Linked DNA regions of Mus musculus: regions 1, 2, 4 and 5 are each linked to region 3. A link is a loop called in an ENCODE intact Hi-C map of the cell type or tissue named here. Cell type or tissue: left cerebral cortex. All regions are shown on one strand. Region 1 overlaps Pik3cb (phosphatidylinositol-4,5-bisphosphate 3-kinase catalytic subunit beta). Region 2 has its middle 18 kb from the start of Esyt3. Region 3 holds the start of Cep70 (centrosomal protein 70). Region 4 holds the start of Pik3cb (phosphatidylinositol-4,5-bisphosphate 3-kinase catalytic subunit beta). Region 5 has its middle 6.0 kb from the start of Nme9.

Region 1 (5,000 bases), 180 kb before region 3:
ATCAGGGTAAGTGACCGAAAGGGCAATAAAATATGTGACTGGAGACATTCCGTTTGATAAACTCGGTTGATCACCATGTGCTAAAGTGAATTACAGAAGTCCCTACCTGTTTGGAAAGCACTTTCATGTGCCCCACGCTTCCTCGACAGTATGCTTCCAGGATGACACCAAACTGTACGGACACAGCAGGAGTGTGCACCTCTGACCTGCAGAAAAGCAACACTGAAAAGGTTTGTAATCGAACACTTCAGAGCGTGAAGAACAAGCACTGACCTCCTTATTCTGCCATGGAATGCTCTTCTGATGCCAACCAGCTGAGAGCTGGCCATCCCAAGCACTTACTAGTAAGAGGTCATACCGCAGTTAGGACTCAGAAGTTATGAGATCTTAGTGGTCAATTCTTAAAGAAAACTAATATTCCCACATTTTAAACTGCCTTTTGAAAGGGAAAGGAAATGTAACTTAGGAATTTGGAGAGACTCAGGTGGAAAAAAAAAATCTCTCTGACTGCCGCCAATGAGCCAGTCAGCCTAACCACATTTCTGTCCCCCTTTCCCACTGTCATTGAGTGTATAATGGGCGTGGGGCACTAGCCATGGGGGCACATGGAGGTCAGAGGACAAGAGAGGAGAGCTGGGTCTCCTCTTCCACTTCATGTGGACTCAGCTTGGCAGGTTTGCACAGCCAGACCCACTGCTCACTGAAGCATCTTGCCAGCCCCAGTTTTCTTTTCTTTCTCAAACAATGGCATGTATGTATTAAAAAAAAAAACAACAAAAATATTTACTTTGTCATTCTCTGGAGGGTTTAAAATAGTACTGAATTGGACGAGGAGACAAAGTATAAAAAATATGCATCAACAAGAAAACCACTTTAGTAAGGGAAAATCTGCTAAAATTAATACCACAGACCATGAGTTCTTTAAAAGCTTAGTTAAAAAGGAAAGTTTTTTTTCCTGACAAGCAGTTTGAACAGAAGTGTGAGAGGAAAGGTTAAGAAGGCTGAAATGACCACACACGTGCCGGCTCTGTGGTCTAGCCCAGCCACTACAAAGCAAACACACACATAAACACGGGCAGGAGAGGTGGCTGGGAGGCTAAGCGCTGGCACTGCTCTTCCAGAGGACCTGGGTTCAATTCCCAGCACCCACACGGCAGCTCACAACTGTCTGTAACTCCTGTCCCAGGGGATCTGACATTCTCAAGCAGACATACACACAGTCAAATCACCAATGTACATAAAATAAAAACATTTCTTAAGAAAGAGCGCATGAAGCTGGGAGGGAAAAATGACAGTAGGAGCTGGAGAGGAGTGGCTGGGGTAGATTTGATCAGAGCACACACACAGTATAAATATTTAATCAATATTTTTAAACAAAAATTAGTTGTTAGAAAATATTACAATATAACAGTTACTAGTTTTAGTTCAAAATCTAGAAAGTATCATAGAATACTTACCTGAAATACTTTGCCAAATGATGAAAACAGAATTTAGGTATCAAAAGATAAGAGAAGGCACCAAACAGTGTAAATGTCACGGATGGATCAGAAAGCACCTGGAGAAGCTGCTGCTAGTCCACTGGCTGTCTGACATCACACCGGGTTAGTTATTAGAGAACATCATGGTATCAAATCGCAATAGCAAAGACTTACCTAAGATGCCAAAACAGAAACTGCCCAATCCTCCGATTATCAAGTGCTCTTTCTAATAGGAATCTGGAGAGGGCACAATCGAGAAAAGGCTCATATTTCAAAACTTGCACCAATTGTAAAAGATACTGAGAGAGTTCTTCATCACTGAAAGAAACAAAAGGGAGAGAAACTCAGCCACCTGTAACATGAAAGGACCCTTCCCTACCAACTGTCACATGCCCTGGCTCATGTGCGTGGGTCTCCTGGACCAGGCCTGTCATGTGCTTACATTCGCTGTACCACGTGATTATACATAAAAACTGCCAGGAGTCGTGCCCACTGCCCCCAAATAACATAATTATTTTGTGTGTGTGTGTGTGTGTGTGTGTGTGTGTGTGTGTGTGATGTATGTGGTATGTGTACCAGTGTTCAGAGGACAATGTGGTGGAGTGAATCTGTCTAGATAGGTTCCAGGGGTCAATAAGGACATCAGGGTTCTGAGACAAAGTTTCTCCATGTCCACTTATAAAAACCTATAGCTACTAGAAACAACAAATATAAAGTGGGAGGCTGCTTCTCCTAGTCATAGGATTCTACATCTCAGACTAATACAGAGGTTACATAGTTCCTTCTGCCTATCAAACTATTCAAAATAGATCTGATTTTAAAAGCAAGGAAAGACCATAGCCAGGATGGGGACAGGAAGATCAGTCTGAGCTTGACAACTAGCTAGCCTGGGCTACACGGTGAGTTCAAGGGCAGATCCCATGTGAAAATAAATAAACTTGCCTCCATCCTAAAATACCAACCCTTCTTATTTGGGGCAATTAATAGACTATGGGGAAGGAAAGAGGGGACAGAGGCATGGCTGCTCAGTTTAGAAGTGCTGGCCTCCAGGGTTGGCCAAGGGCAGGCGCTTGGAAACCAAGGTTTCAGAACTCGGTCCTGTAGTGAAAGGGGAAAGTGGCCTTCCCACACCTAAAGTGTTCATGCAGCAGTAAGGGCTGCACCGCAGAGCCAGCAGAGGGCGCTAAGATCCCACACAAGACCTGGCCACCAGTGCTCACACACATTCCTTGCCCACTCTGGTAACTCCTTGCCCCATGATGGTGCCAGAAAAGAGATACCTCATCTGTCGAAGGCAGCCTACAGCGTATTCCCGGACATACTGGTCTGGATAGTTGAAATCCAGGAGTTCCAGGGCTTCCCTGGGGGGCAGTTTGGGCCATATCTGCAGGAGCGCCTGAAGCTGTTTAAAATGAAAACTGGGTCAGAAGTTTGGTGGACAAAAGTAACTTACCTTTCCCGGCACATGGGAGCACAGATGAGTCAAAACAAGGAAAAAATTTAACTACTGATGCCTCAAACATCCTGGCAGATGCAGACTAACAAAGGTTGCCTTTGTTTCTGAAACATTCTGTGTACGTTTAAAAGGTTATTCTGTGCCTACCAAAAACAAAGTAAGACACTGCAGGTATCTACAGTGATTAACCACCGCATAATTTAAGAACAAAACAACTATAAATAAGCCAAGTCTCAAGCTAAGTAAAGACATATATACTAAGAAAGTCAATAACTCATTTTAAAACTACAAAGTATGTATGTATGTATGTATGTATGTATGTACGTATGTATAGTATGTATGTATGTGTTTGTCTGAGGCAGAGTTTCTCTGTGTAGCTGTGGCTGTCCTGGAACTCTGTCTGTACACTAGGTTAGTCTAGAACTCAGAGATCAGCCTGTCTCTGCCTCTGAGTGCTGAGATTTAAGGTACACACACCACCAAGCCCATCTGCCTTTAGATGAATGTTTAAAGAAATCTATTACTTTACAGACTTTTTATTAGCCAGAACAGCTCGAGCTCCTCAGATCAGAAATAAAAGTGAGTGGTCCACGAGAACTGAACAGTGCCTACATTCTGTTTATGGCTAATAAATCCTGTTATAAATGCTACAGGACATTAGACGACAAGACTCCCTGGGCAAGAGCTGGAGCTGCATGTGAAGACATAGCTGTGGCCACACCCAGGTCTTCAGAAGAGGAACTCTGCCATGGCTCTGTGAGATGTGGAGCCCTTAAAGGCTGAGACAGGAGGACTGGACATTTGAGAGAGGCTAAGGTTACATAGTAACAAAACAAAACATCCAACAAATGGAAATACTTCTGCGGAAAGACATTTTACACAAAATCAGAGTCACACACACACACACACACACACACACACACACACACACTTGTTATTTGGGGGAAAGAAAGTGGAGGGAGAGAAGGAAGAGATGGGAGAGGGAGGGACAAGGAATTTTCTGTCACCTGAGCAACATCTTCAAGTTTATTCCACTTGATTGACAAGAGTAGTTTTGGCAGTGACTGAGGGAAATTTTCTCGGCAGTCTTGCCGTAGAGTCCAAATAAGGTCCATTTCGTTCTCACACAGCTGAGACAGGGGGTCCCTGTCCAAGATTTCTTTCAGCACAGCAAGAAATTTTTTTCCACCACGACTCTTTAAGAAAGTAAAATGGCCATTATGGAATTTAACTGTGCAACCGTTCAGCAAATTTATATACAATGACTTTATAATTGTGAGCTTTACCAACTGAAATTCTGTACTAGGTTCACTAACGTGGCTCCTTTTAAGAAGTCTGCATTGTTCTGTGTTAATAGGTTATGAGTTATGTATAAAATCCAAGTGCAAACACTAGATGGCACTATTGCTTTTAGGTTAAATATATTGTACCATTTAAATAGCTTATAAAGTTATTGTTTGAGTTAAATTTTTTCTTTAACTTGCTCTGTAGATCAGGCTAGTGAGCCTCTGCCTCCCAAGTGCTGGGATTAAAGTCATGCCAGGTGGCAAGCACTTTTATCTCCTGAGCCAACTCACCATCTCCTGATTTCTACCAACCCTCAGCTCCCTACCCCAAGATAGCCCAAACATATAACGAATATGAAGATGCGTAGCATATAATATCAAAACCAACACACACTATCGCTCCTGAGCCAACTCACCATCTCCTGATTTCTACCAACCCTCAGTTCCCTACCCCAAGATAGCCCAAACATATAAGGAATATGAAGATGTGTAGCATATAATATCAAAAAACAACACACACTATCGCTGGCAGAGGTCTCAGTCTGTTCCCAGCTCAGTACATGAGACTACATGTCTGCCTTTTGCCAAAGCCCGTCCTGCCGAAGCTGGCTCTGTCTTTCTAGAGCTTTGAATTCGCTCTCTCCTTCCCGAGGCTGGCTGCTGTCAATCCCACTTAGCAGTTAGCTGAGGCGTACTCTCGAAAGCCAGTTACCTTTTCCTCATGCTCAGCTGTATTGTCACAAGAAGGAAAACACCAGCAACCTTAGTTTAGAATCAACA
Region 2 (5,000 bases), 130 kb after region 3:
AGATGATGTGAATGCTTCAAACCAAAATCAGGTCCTCTGGGAGAGCAGCAAGCACTAACCACTGAGCAATCCATCTCTCCAGCCCCAGGACTAGTCCCTTCTGAGGCTCCAGTATGGCCCCACCTCTTTCTTAGCTTCTAATCACTCTAGAACTCCTTGGGGTTCCATGGAATGTAGATACATGTTTGGCATGTAGATACTGCAACATCTGCCTGTCTTTACAAACCCCTCTACCCTTGGTCTCCAATTTCCTCTCCTATGTCACATAAGGTCACCAGTCATTGGACTCCTTGAAATTCAGACAAACCCATGAGATCCTTCACCACTTCTACAAAGACCTATTTCCAAATAAGGTTGCATTTACTAGAGCTTGGGGTGTAGACATATCTGTTTGGGGCCTGTTATGGTTTGCCTATAAAATATCCTCCATAGGCTGATGGGTTGAACACTTGGTTCTGGAATGGTGTGCTATGTTGGGAGGATCTAGGCAGTTGAGGAGGAGGAGGAGGCAGAGGAGGAAGAGGAAGAGGAGGAGGAGGAGGCTGACTGGCTGGAGGGAAAGTCCTTTGGGGCTGTATCTTACCCTGCACCCTTCTCTCCTTTGCCTCCTGTTTGCCCTGAGGTGACAAGCCTCCAGCACATGCTCCCTGCCATGAATTGCTGCCTTGCTACAGGCCAGAGAGATGGGGCCAGGCAAGCACGTCCTGAAACCTTTGAAACTGTGAACAAAATTAATCTTCCCCGTTTTTTTGTTTTGTTTTGTTTTGTTTTGTTTTGTTTTTGTCATATGCTATCTTGGCGAGAAGAAAGTGAGCCATTGGGGGCTGCTGTTTAATCCACATGCATTTGAATTTAAAAAAGAATCAAAGGCTGGGGGGCAGAGCTTGGTCGATGAAGTTCTTGCCATGCAAGCACAAGAACCACCCTTCGGATTCCCCAGCACTGATGTAAGATATCTGATGTGGGAGCTTGTACCGGAACCTTACTGCTGGGGAGGCAGAGGCAGGAGGATTCCCCAAGACTTGCTGGCCGAGTGTAGCTGGACTGAAGAGTTCTAGATTCAGTGAAAGATCTTGTCTTTAAAAAAAAAAAAAAAAAAAGTGGAAGCATGATTGGGGAAGACACTAAAACCTCTGGCCTCCGAATGGACGTGCACACATGAGTACTGATATGGACATGGGCACACACACAGACATAACTAAAATAAAATAAAGTGTATTCCAGAAGCTTCCGGTCTTATTAACAGATGGCCATTGAGCCGTAGTCTCAGATACTAGGTCTCTCTTTCTCCCTTAGTACGTGTGCTGCCTGCATTTGACGGACAATTCTGAGCACTGTAAAACCTTTCTTGGGGATGAGCGTGGGGAGTGGAACCCTTCACACTTCCCGCAGGAGCCTACCTGGAGATTTGATGGTGAGCTTCCTAGGAAGTAGGTCTGCGCCTCTCCTTCCCAGAGCATCACCTTCTCCTTTCGCTTGCTGTTATACAGGGCTGGCTTCACAGGGCAAAGAAAATACTGCCTGCCTTCTCTCCCCTCCCTTCTGGGTCCCAGGGCAACATCTACCAGCCTTGAAGGAGACAGTATCACAGCAGAATCACATTATCTGATAGTGGGCTGTCATAAGTCAGGGCTCTTCGCTAAGCAACGATAACAAAACATGACATCTTTTCATCAAGGATGAAGGCTAAAGCCACAACAGTGTTCCATACCAACATGGGAGGGGGGGTTGGAATATAAGTTGGACGGTTGAAGCAATACAAGAGCAGCTTCACCTGTCTGTGGGAGGGATCCTGCCGCTCCCAAAGTGGGGAGGTATGCAAGCCAGGACATCCTCAACGACCCCATGCTACCCCACGAGTTCTCCCCACCTAGCCTTCCAGCCTCGCCCCAGAGACTGAGACGCAGTGGGCCTGGAGAATGTCCATGTTTTACAAGTCCCCAAGAATGTGCCCTTTGTACCAGGACTACACTTCGAAGGCTACTGACCCAGACATGGACTTAGGAAGCTGTCTCTGAAGCTCCATCCACAGAAGTGGCCCTCACCAAACACTCTTGGATAGTGGATTTAGAGTGTGCAGGAAAGCGGGAGGTCAGGGGAAATTGGAGCTGTGGATGATTTTCTTTCTTCCTTCCTTCCTTTCTTTCTTTCTTTCTTTTATACACACACACACACACACACACACACACATATATATATATATTGGGTTTTTCACACACACACACACACACACACACACACACACACATATATATATATATATATATATTTTGGTTTTTCGAGACAGGGTTTCTCTGTGTACTCTTGGCTGTCCTGGAACTCACTCTGTAGACCAGGCTGGCCTCGAACTGAGAAATCCGCCTGCCTCTGCCTCTCAAGTGCTAGGTGTGCGCCACCACTACCGGGCCGTGGATGATTTTCTAACTGAAGAAGCTGGCTGGATTCAAGGAAGACGCTCTCTCCATATGTAGAATGTAGAACTGTATGAAAAGTCTCCAGAAGGCACATGAAGTCAACTGTGAGGGACTGAAGCTGATTAGGCACAAAGTGTCCAGAAGTGCCAGGCTACCCTGGGGTGGCTAAGTTTAGCTCCAGAAGGCTGATCGAGCAGTTGTCTAGATGAGAATTTGGTCTGGAGTTTTGACAAACATTTGACACATGAAAACGGTGGACTTGAACTCAAAATGTATATTTCTCTGGTACCTGAAGTTTAGAAGGTTAGGAAATCCCACAGAAAGGAGAAAGGGCATGGTTTGTTTGTTTGTTTTTTGGATTTTGGGTTTTTTTTTCGCTCTACAATGGCGCCCTCTGGTGGTCAGTACAGGCACTGTCCCAGCTTGCCAGGCTTCCTTAAGCGGCCAGAAAGACTGTCAAGTAGAGATACTAATAATGATCGTGATCGTAGAAATAACAAATACTGCATGCGGAGAAGCTTCGTCGGCACGTGGTCAGGATACTTTGCTAGGGTCTTAGAACGCATTAGGCCGTTTGATCCCCACATTAGCCCTAGCGGTGAGTAGTCATATGATTCCAGCATCAGAGGAAAAGACCCCTGGCCCATAAAGTCATCAGTACAGAGAGATAGTAGTGAGCATATACTACCTAGGGGGTTAGCAAGTGATGGAGTCAGAGTCCCCAGTCTATCTTCGCCAACAGGCCTGTGACATCTAGGGGTGCCCAGGTCTTTCAAAAGAGGTTGTAACCTCCAGAGCTGGGAGGTTTCAGGAAATGAAGATTTTTTTAAGGCTATAGGCACACTGGCAGCACCAGCCTTTGTTATGCTGATGTAGTATTTTGTTATTTAACCATACCCTAACTGTGATTCACCTAGGACCTTGACACACTTTGGCTTACAGATGCAAAGATCATCTTTACCAACCTCTCATTTCTATTTCCTAGGAGAGAATAGAATTTTGGGGGTAGAAGATTTTAGGCTGAAACCTAGATTTTACTGGGCTTATTTTATTTTGTTTATTTTACTTTTTGAGACAGGATCTTATGTATAGCCCCGGCTTGCCTGGAACTTACTGCAAAGACCAGCCTGGTCTAGTACTCACAGAGATCCACCTACCTCTGCTTCCCCAGTACTAGGATTAAAAGTGTGCACCACCCCCAGGCAATGGTGGAGCGTGCCTTTAATCCCAGCACTCAGGAGGCAGAGGCAGGTGGATCGCTGTGAATTTGAGGCTAGCCTGGTCTGTAGACCTAGTTCTAGGATAGCCAGGGCTACACAGAGAAACCCTGCCTCGAAAAAGTGTGTACCACCACTGTTAGCATTTTGTCTAAGCTCTGCCCCACAGTTACCTGGCAACCTCCAGGTATGCCTGACCCTCTATGAAAAGGGGCTGTTTGCCCCCTCCTCTCTCTCACTCTTGTCTTCTTCCTGCCTCCGCTGTCCTCTTGCCCCTTCCCCCATCTCTCCCCATTCCCTTCCCCCCTCTCTCTCCATGTGTTCATGGTTGGTCTCTATTCTCTCTCTCTCTCTCTCTCTCTCTCTCTCTCTCTCTCTCTCTCTCTGCCTCTATCTAAGTAAGTACTTCCTCCTAAAGTCCCAAAGACAAACCAAGGTACTGTTCTATTAGAGTTCACTCTGGGAAACCAGTACATCTGGTGGTCTTCCTTACAGAGCACAAGTGAGCACTTACTTACCAAGGCGTCGGGGTTTTCCTTCAATAGGCCACACTTGGAAAGTCTTTACTTGGCAGGAGTCTGACATTGGCCATGACAAGGAAGTAAGCTCAGGCAGGAATCTGACATTGCCAAGGACAGGGAAGTAAGAATCTGGTTTTAGGGTAGAACAGAGAAGTAGGCTCTGCTATCTTGATCATCCTTAGAAACAGCCTCACTGGAGCGATCATGGCTTTGTGTTTATTGTCTTGCTTGTTCCTTGACTATGGTCTCTTTGGTTCCCTATTGTACTGTTCACCCTTCATACTTGCATGTAATTAAAATGGTATAAAAAGCGGATTGGGAAAATGAAATTTGCCTTCAGTCTTAGGATTGACTGGGGTCATGCTACAATGCTGTCTAACTGTCTTTTTTTCTTTTTAATCCTCACTACTGTGCTGGAGAACTTGTTGATTGAGCGGGCTTGGTCACTTTACCAGCAGAGAAGAGAGGCTCCTGGAGCCAGTTAGAGCCCCTTTCCCCTTGGTCTTCCTGTGCCTATATATCCCAAATGCTTCTCTGAGGTCACCAGCAACTAAGGCAGAGTTGCATACAATAGGTAGTAGATCGCTCAGGTGAGATAACCCTTTTGAAGGAGCTTGCAGCTGAACTTCCCGAGATGACGAGATGACGGTAAATTGGCTCAGAAGGTAGTAAGTTCCACTCCCCACTTCTTACATCGATCCAGCTTTACATCTTCATACCTGTGAAGTGCGAACCTTCCACCAGTGAGACATCTCTCTGGCCTGGACTGTTTTGTAAAAAGATAGAAGAAGAGAGGAATATGTTTGGTAAGGAGGTGCAGTATGGTGTGGGGGAAGGGGGTTCCTCTT
Region 3 (5,000 bases):
TTCTCTGTCTGCACCCTGTCTCTGTACAACTGTCCCAGCAAAACTGTCTCTCTGTCTTTCTGCATTGCCCCTCAAAGTAGCTTCCCTTTCCTCTCTCTGTGCTTGTGCGTTGGGCAGATCCTATTCTGCCAAATCTTTCTCTGAGTCGTCACTTTGTCTGCCACTCAATTAGGCATCATTTTCAAACATGAATGCTTTCTTCTACAAGCCGACTTTACCGTCATTGTTTGGGATTAAAGGTGTGTGCTGAGGGCACGTCTGTATTCCAGCCAGAGCAGCCAGGTTGCCAAATTAGAATCCCTCTACAGTTCTCCAGAAGACTTCCTAGTAGCTTTCTCTTCGTTATTTGTTTTTATTTATAGATTAGACACATAATAAATGACTATTGGAAGAATGAAGGCGGTGGTGGTATAGAGTGGACGTCTCCAGGGGTGACACAAGGTTGGCTGGTTTCCTCCCTAATCCTTAGTTGCCCCCCTTCTGGATTTCTTTTTATCAATACTTAATTCTGAGAAACAACTCAGAATGGGAGGAGCAGGAAAGCCTAGTGGGGTCGCAGCTCACAGCTTATCAAAGGATAATATTTTCTCATAAAATTCAAGGAATCTAGCTATTTTTTATAAGACTAATAAGGCATAATCTATCAAGTTCTTGCTATGTGACTCCAGTTCTAACAACAGTCCAGTGATTATATTTATTCTATTTTACACAGGGACCCAAAAACCCTTCAGAAGTTACGGGCTTTATATTTGGATTCAGGCACATAGAAGAAAGGTTTATGTTAAGAGATAATATTATTTGAAAGAATATTATGCTTGAAGAAAAGAATTGCATTTAATATTTGGGCCTCACGCTCCAAGCTACAGTGAAATCTACACTGGAATTGGACAAGGTGACCTATGATTCTTCAGCCAGCTAGTTCCTCTCTCTAGTCTCTGGTATGCTGGACTTGAGAGACAGTTTGGGCTTGGTTTTGTAACTATTTCACAGAGGCAGGACACCCGTGGGAAGAAGAGTCATTTATTATCTACCTACCAGGACTACATGGCAGGAAATCATGTCTGAACAAGGCACCACAAAAGGTCTTGAACTTAAACACGAAACGTCCTTGTTCTGGCTGACTGAGCTTGCGGCTTTGTTCTAAGTCTCAGATTGCTTTCCTGGTTTTTCAGGAAGTATCTGAATGATGGTTAGCTTCATAAGCTGCTTCTCACCAATTTGACCACAGACACTATCGCTTTAAGAGAGCAGCTGGAGATGCATTCACCACAAAACAAAACATGAGATAGGTCATATGTTTATGCTTTGTTTTGGGTCTCTTCTTTAAATGGGTTGGCTGATTTTCCAAATTTGGTATTGTCTGTCTATCTATCTATCTATCTATCTATCTATCTATCTATCTATCTAAATATCTATTTTTTCAAGGCAGTGTTTCTTTGTATACCCCTGGCTGTCTTGGAATGTACTCTATAGACCAGACTGGCCAGAACTCAGAGATCCACTATTTCTGTTTCCCTAGTGCTGGGATTAAAGGTGTGTGCCACCACTGCTCAGCTAAATTTAGTTTTTAAACAACAATGAAGACTGAAACAAAATAATGGAAGAAGCACTAGCACTTTGGAAACCATTTAAAAATGTGGCGCCTCCTTTTTACTTTCTGGGATTTAGGCTTGAGCCACCTCTTCATCTCCCTGGCAATTACTGATCAGGAGGTAGGGTATATCTGGCAGGTCCAACTGGCTCAATAAAACAAACAAAAACAAAACACAAAACTGGAGAAGTTTCTATAGGAAAAGAAAGTATGTGGTCTTGGTTGCTCCAAGTAGGCAGCTGGAAAATAAGTATGAATTTATCATGTTTTCAACAGCACAGACTAATAGCAGCTGGACCCACTTAACCATTGAAATTGGTTTGAAGCCGGGCATGGTGGCGCACGCCTTTAATCCCAGCACTTGGGAGGCAGAGGCAGGCAGATTTCTGAGTTTGAGGCCAGCCTGGTCTACAAAGTAAGTTCCAGGACAGCTAGGGCTACACAGAGAAACCCTGTCTCAAAAAACCAAAAACCAAAAAAAAAAAAAAAAAAAGAGATTGGTTTGAATTAATCAATGTCAACGTCTCCGTCTCCCTCCTCTAGGGTTTGTGTTGTGTGACCTAATCAATTGCTTTATTGTTTAAGGCAGTTTGAATTAGTTGAGTTTTTTGTTTGTTTGTTTGATTTTTATTACTCACATCAAAAGTAATTCTAACCCACGGATGTTTGGCCTATGGGTTGGCTCAGAAGATTGGGAAAGTCACCCTATTGTTCTGGAAAAGGTAAGCAGTTAGATTGTCTTAGGAAGCTGAAAATGAAAATCTGTCAGCTCCGTAGTGTGAATATCCAGATATAGAAAGGGAAGGAAGGGGCCATGAGGGGGAATAGAGGGATTGGGATGTGTTTGCAGAGAACACACACAGTTTAGACTCACTGTGTGCCTAAACGTGGGCTTGAGAGCAGTACTCTCTTAAGAGATGTGCCCTTGGACCACCCAGAGAGAGTCACTTTAGTTGATGTATTAGGGTCACTAAGACCCTGATGGGACTTGCATTTCCCAAGTCCTTCTGGAAATGCCTGTTGTCAATACCGCCACCGTGTGGCTGTAAGTTGCAAGGACAACGATGGTAGATTCCTGAAAACTCGAGGTCATCCTTTAGACTGCGAACATGATTTTTTTTCCCTTACATATTTTGGATTTCTTAACCCACTTTTGGTTTTTGAAAAGAGTGGAGAAGGACCTTCGTTTTATTTTTTTCCTTGAGCCAAGGCCTCCTGTAGCTTCCGGTGGTCTTGACTTTTGCTATAAAGCCAGGGATGACCTTGAACTCCTGATCTGCCTGTACCTCCTAAATTCTGGAATTACAGGCACGTGTCAGCTCGCCTGTCTTAGGCCGTGTTGAAGAATCAAACCCAAGGGCTTCCCGGACGCTGAATTCTACCAACTGATCTACATCTCCAGTCCCTCTTCCCCACCAGGTTTAGAATCAGTCTTAATTATTTCTCAGCGGACAGTTGGTTCTCCCTCCTGGCTATACATTAGAATCACTTCGGGGAACCATATAAACTCTGGACGTGTGGGCCCCACTTTAGAGATCTTGACTTAATTAACCTGGAGGCCCATAGATCGTTTTCAAGGCTTTTCAGCTTATCTAAAGTTGAAGCAAGAGTTGTGCCTCATGTCCTTATGTAATCTTTTATCTCTGTAGCCACAAACCCTTTATTAACCAGTCTTATCAGTGTCTAACAGGAGCCCAAACTGCCTATCTAGACTGAGCTTCGTCAGGCAGGCATCTCAGTTCTTCGTAGACCTTTGAAAATATTCAAGGAGAAGGTGAAATGTTATCAAGAAATGCTTATTGGGGTTGCCCCGTGCAGACAGTTCCTGAAAAAGGCTCGCAGTCAGGGCGTGAGGGGGAGCTGTAGGGAGCGCAGGCATCCAGTGATAATAAGGCAGCCCCGGCCTCACTTTCACTTGCAACCGCAAATGTGTGTATTTCTAGCTTCTCGGGGATCAAAGAAACACCATGGTGACTGAGCGACTATCAGGCGGAGCGTCCAGGAAGTGTCAAAGCGCCTGCTACAAAGTAGCCGCAGCAAGTCCGGGTCCGGTGGGAGTGGAGGCGGGAAGAAGCCCCGCCCCGTGGGCGGAGCTAACGATAGAGCGCGGCGTGGACCCGCCTTCCCGGCGCGCCAGGTGGTGTTGTCCCGCCCCGCTGGGAGGCCATCGACTGCGTCAGTTCGATTGGTCAGCCTGGCTGCGCTAACGGTCGCGTAGGCGGGGCTTAGGCCGCGGGGGCGAGCGCGGTGGAAGCCACGGGCTGTGACCGAGGTGAGTGGCGCTTGGGGTCGCCGAGGACTTTACGTGGGCCCCCTTCAGGTGCACGCCCAAAGGTGGCTTCTCCGGAATCCGGAGCGTCCCACTCACCAGCCAGGGCCCTCAGAATGGAGTCGCCCCGGCTCCTACGCGCTAGCTAGGAAATGCGCGTGCAGGTGTGGGCGTGGACCTCCCTGCGGGGAGCCCGCCCGTCGCTTTGTGTCCCTCGCTCCTCACTCAACCTCTTCTCCCAGCCGAGTGTTGAAGGTGTGCGACCTGGTAGAGGAAGCAGGAACTGAGCTTAGACTCCTACATGGAATCGGCTGGGTTCCGGGCTAGCTCCAGTTCTCTTTGCGGCGCTGTCAGGTGATAGCGATTTGGAGCCAAGTGGGAGATCGCGGAGTAAAGGGTAGGCGAGTACCCCTCCTGTCAGACTCATTACAAATTTAAGGACTCCGCCTTTATGTGGGTCCACGTTGATTAATGTGAAAAACACAGCAAAGCCTAATCAAGGTTCCCACTATTATCAACTAATCAATAATTGTTCACGCCACGGTGCAGACGTAGAGAAAGAGGACAACCTTGGGCGTCGGTCATTGCCTCTACCTTGTTTGAGACAAGGTCTTTTGTTTTTCTGCATACTGTAGGGGATGGAGGGGAGAGCTGCAGAGTCCGATCTCCCTACAGGAGGCCCGGGGTTACAGAATTCTCGCCTCCTGTGGATTCTGAGGATTGCTTCTCAAGCTTTCTTGGGACAAGTGCCTTTACCCACTGAGCTGTCTCTCTAGCCTGCCACTTTATTTTGTAATCATATCAGCGCTGCAGGCATTGGTTTCAATCTTGTGCATTGCATGGATTTTTGTAAATAGTAAATAGCTAGTAAATGGTAAACCGTGAAGAGCAAGTTGCAATGTTGTTGGAATTGAATTGTTGATTCACGTTAAGGCAAGGTTTCATGCAGGCCGTCTGAGGACGACATTGAATTCCTGATCCTCCAACCTCTGAAATGCTGGGGTTACAGCTAAACACCACCACACCCAGCTATTATATTTATGGGGGTTTTGTTTTTTTTTTTTTTTTGTTTTTGTTTTTTGTTTTTTGAGGCAAGATTTCTTTATGTAGCCTTGGCTGTCCTGGAACTAGCTCTCTAGA
Region 4 (5,000 bases), 100 kb before region 3:
AGGGGAATGTCTGTGAGTTCAAGGCCACCTTGGTCTACAGGGTGAGTTCCAGGACAGCCAGGACTACACAGAGAAACCCTGTCTTGGGAAGAGGTAAAAAAAAATCATCTAGGCTACGGGATTCACTTTTGCTTTCCATATAATTTGCTGGCATATACAAAACAAGTTGATTAGGGACTGATCCACCTGCAAAAAATAAAAACCAAAGCAGGAAAACAGGGCTGGGGACATTAGCTATGAGCATCTTACCCTGTGTGAAGACCTGGGGTCAATCCTCAGCATTCACACACCGAGAGAAGGGAAGCCCGGGCAGAGACAGGACGTGGCCCAACTAGTACTGAAGTGCTTAACTAACATGCAGAAAGCCTGCTAGTTTGATTCCCAGCTCAGCATAAAACCAGGCGTGGTTTACAGGTGTATGGTGGAATCCTAGCACTAGGGTGGAGAGATGCAGAATTGCCCAGAGATGCAAGAAGCAGGAGCTACGCTGCAAGTCGAAGGCCAGCCTGAGGATAGAGCAATATTCCATTTTAGGTTTGTTTGGGGTTGGTTTTTTGTTTTTTGTTTTTTTTTTAAAGTATACAACAGGGCTGGGGACAGGTAAGCTCTGGCATAAAGCACTTCCCTGATATAAAAAGCCCTGAGTTTTAAAAAATAAAATAAAATAAATCAACATCTGACTTGTGGTCAGGCCAATGATCTTTAGCACAAGAAAAGCAACCTGATTTTTCCACTTTGTAAAAACACCCTGAAGGTGGAATGTCCTAGTCAGTGTGTGAATCACGAGGGTAAACTAAAGATGCTTCTTAAATCCTTTTGGCTTTAGTGACTACAATTTCAATTTTACCATTTCAGATTTTTGGTCTTCCAAAACTTGGGCAATAGCCTAATCCAAGCCACCCTGATCTTTCACACATTATATAGTCTTTCTACACAGTTCTGTCTTCTGCTTTCTTTTTTAAAAATCTGTGTGTGTGTGTGTTGTGTGTTCCTCAGATGCCACACATCTTATTTTTTTAGGTAGAGTCTCTCATTGGCCTAGGGTGCCATGATTCTGCTAAGCTAGCAGGTCTACCAGCAAACTCCTGGAATCTACTTGTGTGCCCCTCCCCAGCAATGGGACTACAAGTGGATGCCACCCTAACTTTTAACATCTATTCTGGATATGCCGAGTTCTGTAATCCAAAGACAAGGGAGAAAGAGGCATGAATCAAAGCCAGCCTAGTCTATAGAGTGAGTTCCAGACCACTGAGGACTAACACCGCAAAGTTCTGTCTCAAAAGATCCATAACACCGCAAGGTTCTGTCTCAAAAGATCCAAAACAAAATAAAACAAAACAAAACAAAAAAACTTACAAAGCAGTACCAAGACCCGCAAGTGATAATGAACTCCTGGAAACTCAGACTCCTTGGAGATTTCATTACGACTGGTATTCCCAAACATCCATTCAGCACTTCAGAATAAATACTCATCTAATTTAATTATGATGACTTCACCAGACAGTAAGTAACACTGCCCACAACGATGTTTACAAAAGCACTTGTCACTCCCTTCGGATGTAGCAATGCAGGAAAAAAGGAGTATGTTTCCATACTCTTCCTGTGTTTATACTCTGTAACAAGTGACAATTTAAGTGTCACTTCAGATGGGTTAAATACCAAAGTAAGTCAGGTAACATGTCCCACCACCATCTTCCACGTTGTGTAAACTCTGATTCTGATAGGATTCTTAGCACTAATTCACTCCGTACCCAAGACAGGTTTCCAAGTCAGCCTTTCCAAGAGAGAAACTACAGAATTCTAGGAAGAGACTACAGAATCCTACTCTGGCCGCTGTAAGATAACAGGCTCCTTCGTTAAGCAACTCGAGTTGAGCTTATTGCAACACTAGAGCGGTTCGGAAATAAATTTGCCCCCAATACCAACCTCTAGGAAGGAACAAGCCAGAGCCAGCAAGGATGCTGCAGTGAGCGACTCCCAAAAGCTCCCGTCCACCGAGCACTTACAGCGAGGTTAGCACGGCCTCCCGCAATCCCGGGAGGTGAGTATTCACAGTTCCCGCTTCACGTCTCCTCGGGGTATTTCAGCCAAGGCCGCGCGGGACGGGTTAGCCGCAGCACCGGGACTCTGACCGGTCTGAAACCGGAGAGCCCGGAATCGTGCGGTGAACGCTGCGCCGAAACACCTGAGGGTCCGCAGCCGCCGGGCGTCCGCACCGACACCGGCTGGGCCGTGCCGCGCCCGCTCTCTCTGTGGTCGCCCACCGGGCGCCCTCCGCTGCTCGGTGTCCGCCGCCCGAGGCCTGGGCGCCGCGTACCTCGGAGCCCGCGCTCCCGCGGCCGAGCCCGGCAGGAAGCGCCCGCCCGAGCCGCCAGCGCCGCAGCCCGCGCCGCCTCCCGCGCTCACCTGCCCCGCGCGCCGCCACCGGCTCCCGATCCCGCAGCGCCGTCAGCAGCTCCCGCAGCCGTGCCCGCCTGGCTCCGACACCCGCATGCCCCGCTCCCAGTCTCTTGCTGCCTTCGGGGCTCAGCGCGACACCCGCCCACCGCCCACGACCATGGCCGGCTCCGTCGCAGCCGCTGCACCGCCCGACGGAGCACGCGCGCGCCACCGCCGTGCCCGCGCCTGCGCGAGCGCGCGCGCGAGCCTCCCGGGCTCTCCTCCCCGCTGCCCGGCCCCGCCCACCCTCTAGGGCCAATCCCCCGACGCCCGCCTCCAGGCAGCCCCGCCCACTCACCGCGCAAGCCCCGCCCCTCGAGGGGAGGCAGCACCAGCCTCGCCCTGTGCGGCTGTCGGTGCCGCGTTCCTACTGCGCTGCCGGCGCGCTGGGGTTGGCTCGCAGAGCACTGCGGTGTCTGCAGCCCCCAGCTCGCCGCCTTCGGGAAAACCTGCACCTCCCGGTTCCGCTTCTCCGCAGACTCCCCTTTGTTCCCACGGCCCAGCTGGCCTTCCATTCCCTGCGATGTGAACGATCATTTAGATGTAAAGAGTCCAGCCTTTGAAACACTTCTGTGTTCGTCTCTGCACCACCGCAGCTGACGTTTGGCTGCCAAACCTTACACTTCGCCCAGCGCTTTTTTTTTTTTTTCTCGCCTCTGTCTCCCTGCTGTCGGGAAATTTCATGGCTCTTTAGTGAGACGCTTGAATTTCACTTACTGTCAGCCAAACCTTGGGCGCGGCGGATAGAGCTCAGCGGTAGGGCACTCACATAGCCTAAGAGGTCCTGCGTGGGATACTTGTAGTCTTTTTGTTTACATATAGTAAACCTACTGTAACCTAACGCCACTCTAACAATTCAAGCAAATACTTAAGTAGTCTAGGATAGAATCTACAAGTAGAAGGAAAATGAGACAAGGTGTCAAAACAATAGTTTGATTCTGCGGATGTAACTAAGTGATTTAAAAAAAAAAAAAAATCAAGCGTGGTGGCTAATGCCTATAAAGCTCTGCATTCAGGACCAGAAGGCAGGTGCATTGCCAGGCCAGCTAGGTTACTTCCTGAGTTGCAGACTAGGCAAAGCTGCATAGCAGGGACCCTGTCTCAAAAAAAAAACAAAAACAAAAACAAAAAACAGAGGTTAACCTATTTCACCATGCTTGTACAAGTTTGGGGTTTCTACAAGTAATTTTATGTGGAGCTTTTGAGGCTTCAGCCCATTGCCAGTGGGACATTAAATGCTTAACCCAACTGTGAAGCCCAGGTCTTTTCAGATGTCTAATGAATAGAATTCCCCTTAATATTTAGCGAGCTCACAGCCAGAAATGTCAGTAAAGGACCTTCACACGTTGATCCTCGACCCTTGTACCAAGCTTCTTCCTTCCCCTCCACCACAAGGTCAGTCTCATGTCCACCACAGAAGCAAAAGTATCTTGCACTAGACTAGCAATGGCTTTCTGACCAAGCAGAAAGGGTTGGTGACACAAGCCAGGCTGGCAGATCTGTGAGTTGAGGCCAGCTTGGTCTACAGAGCAAGTTCCAGGAAAGCTAGGAGTACACAGAGAAACCTGGAGAGAGAGAGAGAGACAGAGACAGAGAGAGAGAGAGAGAGAGAGAGAGAGGCAGACACAGAGACAGACAGAGACACAGAGACAGAGAGTAAAACAAGAAGCTTGCCAAATACCTGTGAAGTTTCTGTGAATATCGGGGATGGAAATGCTAGAATAGGAATGTACTATGACAAAGAGTGGATCGAGGCCTAATCTTTACACTGTTCTTTGCTGATAGTATTGCTATGCAGTACTTGGAAAAGCTACTCTGGGAGATTAGACTGTACACCAGTGAGTTTCGAATCGTCTGTGTGTGATAAGAGTTCTGTGATGTATTCCTCTTCGCGTTGTTTTGTCGCTAAGATCCTCACCCACTTGTCATCGGGACCTTATAAAGAATGAGTGCACTTTGGATGTATATGAATGACTTAATCACACATTCATGCTTTGATTTGTAGTCCTGCATGTTTTAAAAGCTTTGAGCTTGAAATGATACACAATAGCTTGAAAGGGTGCAAACAGAATAGTGGCTTGTTTGGCTAGAGGGTAATAATTTGAGTAGATAATTAGGTTTTCTGGTTTTCAAAAGTTTTGCTACAATAAAATCTTGTGTTGTTTTAGAGGAAGGGATTAAATGCCTGTCAGCCCCAGAAAGCTAGGTTCAGGCACCCATACCCATCCCCCACCCCCAACCTAGCAATGAGAGAGACACGTAATCAGGAGATAGGAGTGCATGCATCCCAAAGAAACATCCTTATGGAATCTGTGAATGTGACCTTAGCTGAAAAAACAATGCTTGCAGATCTAGGTAAGTTAAATGCTTAGAAATGGGCTCATCCTTCCTTTAGAGTCGACCTAATCCCGAAGATAAATGTCCCTACAAAAGAAAAGGCAAAGCCAGGCCTGGTGACAACACCTTTAATTCAGTGCTTGGGAGGCAGAAGCAGGCAGACCTCTGAGAGTTCAAGGCCAGCCTGGTCTACAAAACAAGTTCTGGTACGATCAGGGCTGTTG
Region 5 (5,000 bases), 210 kb after region 3:
TGAATAGCAGTGAATCCACCAACTTGTGCAGTTTATAAAATGTTTATAGAACACACACACAGAGAGAGAGAGAGAGAGAGAGAGAGAGAGAGAGAGAGAGAGAGAGAGAGAGAGAGAGAAACAGCAAGCAGTACACAGGCTACCTGAATGAGTAAATTGCATCACCACTAGTAATCTCTTTATGATACTGTATTATAATTTTTAAAATTGTTACCATTGAGAGAAACCCCCGGAAGAGCACACAAAGAATTTCTCTGTGCTATTTGCTACAACCACAGTAAGAAACAAGAATCCGAGTAAAACCTGAAATTAAGTGGGCGGAGTCCTGTGCACTTAGAATGGCAGCTACTTGGGAGGCTAAAGGGTTATTTGAACTCATAAGTTCAACCAGCCTGAGCAACAGCAGAGGACTAAAGGGACAGGGAACTGTACGCCTAAACACAGAGGTGACCCTTTCTGATTATGTGTATGTATGTGCACCTGAGTATATGGACATGTCCACATGTGTGCCAGAGCTGTCATCAGGAAAGGCCATGGGATCTCCTGAAAGTAGAGTTTCAGGCAGTTGGGAGCCACCTTGTGGGTGCCAGAAACTGAACTCAGGATCTCTGCAAGAGCAGAGAATGTTCAAAACCATTGAGTCATCCCTCCAGCCCCGAGAGGCCCCTAGAGGTAACTTTGTTTACTTTCATTATTTTTTTTTCCTTAAAATTTCAAGAATTGGAGCTTTTTATAACTTATAGAAAACAATAATAGTATTGACCTGTGGGGAGGCGAAGATTTGTTAGGACAGAACCCAGCTATGAATATGGCAAACGATTCTGGTAAATTGTAGTTCATCAAGCTACGGTGGTTCATACCTGGGATCCCAGCCCCGTGGAGAATCACAAATTAAGGCCCGCCTGGGCGACATAATGAGAGAAAAGAGTGGCACCCATCCATGTCTTCCAGTCTGACTGGGGACAGTTAATCCAATAGCTGCATCAGGATGCAAGTGATGTGGTGGGGCAGCCACTGTGGTCCTTTTCTGAAGCTGCTGTCCAGCACCATCTCACTCTGTGGAAGAGGACATGACTCCACGGCAGTAGCACTGCTGGAAGTGTCCAGAGATGCGTGTTCTAGAGCATTCCTAGGTGTCAAGGATTGTATTCCTCATTAAAACTCAGAAACCGAGGCTGAAGAAGGCTGCCCCTTTTCCAGGCTCAGAGAAGCGAAGGTAGCAGATATGAGAGCTAGCCAAGTTGTTTGGGCTGAGAAGTTTTCCATCCTCCTTCTGAGTTTCTAGTTCCTTATCACTTAAAATGAAAAACTGGAAGAAGGATGACACATGGCCAGACAAGATGTAGTATTTAGTAATAATTCTTCTCCTCCTCCCTCCTCCTCCTCCTCCCTCCTCCTCCTCCTCCCTCCTCCTTCCTCCCCCCTCCTCCCTCCTCCCTCCTCCTCCTCCCTCCTCCTCCCTCCTCTCTCCTCCTCCTCCCTCCTCCTCCCTCCTCCCTCCTCCTCCCTCCTCCTTCCTTCCTCCTCCTCCCAATTCCTCCTCTTCCTTCCTCCTCCTCCTCTTTTGGATTTTTGAGATGGGGTTTCTCTGTGTAGCTCTGACTGTCCTGGAACTTGTTCCATAGACCAGGTTGTCCTTGAATTCACAGAGGTCCACCTGCCACTGCTTCCGGAGTGCTGGGATTAAGGGCATGTGCCTTCACAGTCCACTTTTTTGCTTTTTTTTTTGTTTCGTTTTGTTTTGTTTTTAAACTTACTTTACATCCCAAACTCTGTCCCAACTCCTGGTCACTTCCTTCCATAGTCCCTCTCTCTCCCTCTCCCTTCCTCCTCTGAGAGAGTGGAGTCCCCCCCCCCCCCCAATCCGTATCTCTCTCTCACACACACACACACACACACACACACACACACACACACACACACATTATGGAGTTGGGGGAAGGATTGAGGGTCCCATAGGGGATAGGGACACCACACTAAGACCAAAAGAGTTAACTAACCTGGACCCTTGAGGTCTCTCAGAAACTGATCCACCAATCAAAGAGCATACATGGGCTGGACCTACCCCACCCCCACCCCAGCAGCCCCGCCCCCCACATATGTAGCAGATGTTCAGCTGTGTCTTCATGTGGGTCCTGAACAACAGGAATGGGGGCTGTTCCTAAAGCTGTTGACTGTGTGTGGAATCTGTTCTCCTAACTCGGCTGTCTTGCCTGGCTTCAGTGGAAGAAGAACCTCCTAGCTGGGTTATTCCTTCTAGTTCCACACAGTCCCATCAGCTCTGAATGGCTTGATGAAGGTGCACTTGCTAATCTGGGCCTCAGCAGGGATTCTTGTGAGCAAACCACCACCTTGTGGCAAACAGCATGACTTGCAGGAGAAACTTAATCTTTCAGACCAAAGCGTTTCATTAGCCACAAAGTATGACTTTAAAAAAAAAAAAAAAAAAAAAGCAAAAATAATACACGTTTTTCTTGGCATAAATCTAATTAAAAGGTGTTTTCCAGAGATTTGGCTTTGGACAGAACAATCTCACTGAGTGATATTATCATATATAAAAAAGATCAAATTCCAGGTGCTGGAGAGATAGTTTAGTGGTTAAGAGCACGCGGCTCTTCCAGAGAGGACCTAGGAATCAGTTCAGCTCTCCACCTGACAGCTCATAACCATAGGTAGCTCAAGTTCCACAGGATTTGGCAATCTGGCGCCCTCTTCTGACCTTCGTGAGCATTAAACACAGACGTTGCAGGCAAAAACACTCATACATATAAAAATAAATAAGCCCCCCATTCCCCTCTAAAAAACATTTCTTTAAATTACGGCATAAAAAACATGGTAGCCCAAAGTGATGCATTTGGGGGGAGAGACATGATTCAAACAGTGCACTTAAATTCTTATTTTTAGATTTTATTTGGTTTTGGTTTTGGTTTTTGGTTTCTTTTTGGTTATTCGAGACAGGTTTTCTCTGTGTAGTCCCAACTGTCCTGGAACTCACTCTATAGACCAGGCTGGCCTCGAACTCAGAAATCCGCCTGCCTCTGCCTCCCAAGTGCTGGGATTATAGGCGTGCGCCACCAGCGCCTGGCAGACTTACTTGTTTTGTATTATGTGTATGCTTTCCCTAGATATGTATGTATACCATGTATGGTGGGTGCCAGGAAAATGAGGGAGTCAGAAGAGGCTTAGGATCGCCTGGAACTAGGCTTGTGAGCTACCTTGTGAGTGCTGGGAATCGAACCCTAGTCCTCTGTGAGACCAATACGAGCTTATAACCTCTGAATCATCTCTTCAGCCACACATCCCCTTGTCTCTGTCTTTTAATGGCCTTTTAATCAAATCAGACTATTGATATGCTTGGATTAATCATCACTATCTGTACCTCTTGGGAATGTGTAGTCTTGACTTTCAAAGTTAATTCTGAATTCACAATTACTTGCAGACTTAAAAGACAGCTCTCATGTTCCTGGAAAGCCATCTTAGGCGAGGCACTAATTGAAGGATTTCACGGATGGAAAGCTGCACACCAACTGGTGCAGACAGGCAGGAAGGAGGCGGGAATCCAGGTGCACCAAGCACGGAAGGGTGGGATCTTTACCTTAGTGCCTCCAGACCCGCATTCCCTTCAGCCAATGAGAGCTGCCTACTGGCGGCGGAGGGCTGGGTGCTGGGTTGCCAAGACGACAAAGACGCTGCAGAGTGAGTTGGAGGCTCTTTGGCTTCGTCCAGGTCCGGTATTTGGGATCTATTGGGTGATATCGTTCACAGAAGTGGTTTCCTAGTAGTTCTCCGGGATTTGTAGGCACTACGGAACTTTCTATATCTGCTCAAATTCCTCAGTGGACACTCCTGTGACAACCTGCTGGTGGTGCCCACAGGCATTCCCCGGCTCCTAAGTGAAGGGGCTTCGGAGCACACACACACACACACACACACACTCACTCACCAGAGCCTGGTGACCCGTTGGCTCCCGGGAGGAAGGAGGACAGGAGGGAGAGCAAGAGTTAGTCTATGTCTTTGTCATTTTGCATCAGTACACTGATAGAACCTCTCTGGCCTCGCTGCTTTGCCCAGAGATTGTAGGGCAGCTACCTTGCTGACAGCTCATTCCCCAGGAAATTGTTTGGTTTCTTTGCAGAGCGATGGGAAACAGGAAGAAGGAAATTGCCCTGCAGGTAAGCCTCGAGGGATGTTAGCTACTGGCACTTGTTTGAGAGGCTGGTGTGGGAGTGGGGTGTGCAATCAAGACTACTTTCCACTTACTAGCCATGTGAGACAGTGTTGAGGAGCCCACGCGCCCTATCCTTCTGTGATAATGTAGAAATAAATTACCTGGAGCACCCGGTAATGGCAACTTTTTATATAAATATCTGGACCAAGGCACAAGCTCTTAAAGGGCCTTTGCAACCTTACGACTCAATTGAGCATTAATATAAAACCATAAATCCAAGAGAAGATGAAACAAGCTTATTTTCTGTTGGATAATCATTGCAGGAAATGCACAGGATATATACAGATTCTTTGGGCATTCATCTGTGTGCTCTGTGGTGACCAGTTTCCCTTCCTGCACCATTCCCTGCACAGTTTGGTTTGACCAGTGTTGTGTGGTGAGCGTTTGCTATGTAGAGTGCTTTACTTCAGGTGCACATAGGACAAGCCAGATCTTTCCTCCTCCTCCTCCTCCTCCTCCTCCTCCTCCTCCTCCTCCTCCTCCTCCTCCTCCTCCTCCTCCCCCCCCCCCACCGGCTTCGAGGCAGGGTCCCTCTATGTAGCTCACTTGTGAAGTGAAGCTGTGTGACTATTCAAAGTGTCATGCAGCTTTGACATACTAGGATTTCAGAATGGGGGATCTTCTGCCTTAAAGTCTGAGGATCGGGTTCCCGGGTTCCCCCGTTGCTGTTGTGGAAACCATTTCCTCAACCTCTGAGCTCTGAGCAGAAGCTGGGCGAGTAAGACACAAGCGGCAGAGTTACAGTGATGGCTCTGGACAGTTCCAAGCTGCC

The links. A loop is a pair of places that touch in the nucleus more often than their neighbours do. Peaks named below come from ENCODE experiments on the same cell type or tissue, not always from the same donor. Only the 100,000 strongest peaks of a DNase experiment are listed, where the experiment ranks them.
Region 1: it touches region 3 in a loop (8-fold over the local background); 35 of 42 quality-filtered maps call a loop at or near these places.
Region 2: a loop joins it to region 3, with 9 times the contacts of the local background. A loop is called at or near these places in 16 of 42 quality-filtered maps.
Region 4: it touches region 3 in a loop (7-fold over the local background); 18 of 42 quality-filtered maps call a loop at or near these places.
Region 5: a loop joins it to region 3, with 6 times the contacts of the local background. A loop is called at or near these places in 16 of 42 quality-filtered maps.

Annotation. Positions count from the first base shown.
Region 1 is chr9:99,060,079-99,065,078 of GRCm38, forward strand. It overlaps Pik3cb (phosphatidylinositol-4,5-bisphosphate 3-kinase catalytic subunit beta), which reads right to left. Exons shown (of 24, transcript NM_029094.3): 13 at 3,942-4,130; 14 at 2,759-2,880; 15 at 1,653-1,796; 16 at 107-206. Among named protein-coding and RNA genes, the nearest start is that of Gm1123, 27 kb to the left of the region's middle. In left cerebral cortex, CTCF peaks have their summits at 2,640 (motif pointing right) and 4,315 (motif pointing right); DNase peaks (open chromatin) are centred at 2,660 and 4,338.
Region 2 is chr9:99,373,954-99,378,953 of GRCm38, forward strand. No RefSeq gene overlaps it. Among named protein-coding and RNA genes, the nearest start is that of Esyt3, 18 kb to the left of the region's middle. In left cerebral cortex, a CTCF peak has its summit at 2,815 (motif pointing left); DNase peaks (open chromatin) are centred at 2,834 and 4,236.
Region 3 is chr9:99,239,628-99,244,627 of GRCm38, forward strand. Cep70 (centrosomal protein 70) reads left to right here and starts at 3,714. Exons shown (of 18, transcript NM_023873.4): 1 at 3,714-3,863. In left cerebral cortex, a CTCF peak has its summit at 2,628 (motif pointing left); DNase peaks (open chromatin) are centred at 2,625, 3,727 and 4,560; H3K4me3 peaks cover 2,107 bases; H3K27ac peaks cover 1,583 bases.
Region 4 is chr9:99,137,585-99,142,584 of GRCm38, forward strand. It overlaps Pik3cb (phosphatidylinositol-4,5-bisphosphate 3-kinase catalytic subunit beta), which reads right to left and starts at 2,627. Exons shown (of 24, transcript NM_029094.3): 1 at 2,407-2,627. It also overlaps the pseudogene Gm2773. In left cerebral cortex, no CTCF peak of the experiment used is centred here; DNase peaks (open chromatin) are centred at 2,020 and 2,771; H3K4me3 peaks cover 2,270 bases; H3K27ac peaks cover 1,450 bases.
Region 5 is chr9:99,447,752-99,452,751 of GRCm38, forward strand. No RefSeq gene overlaps it. Among named protein-coding and RNA genes, the nearest start is that of Nme9, 6.0 kb to the right of the region's middle. In left cerebral cortex, CTCF peaks have their summits at 2,374 (motif pointing left) and 2,583; DNase peaks (open chromatin) are centred at 2,317 and 2,707.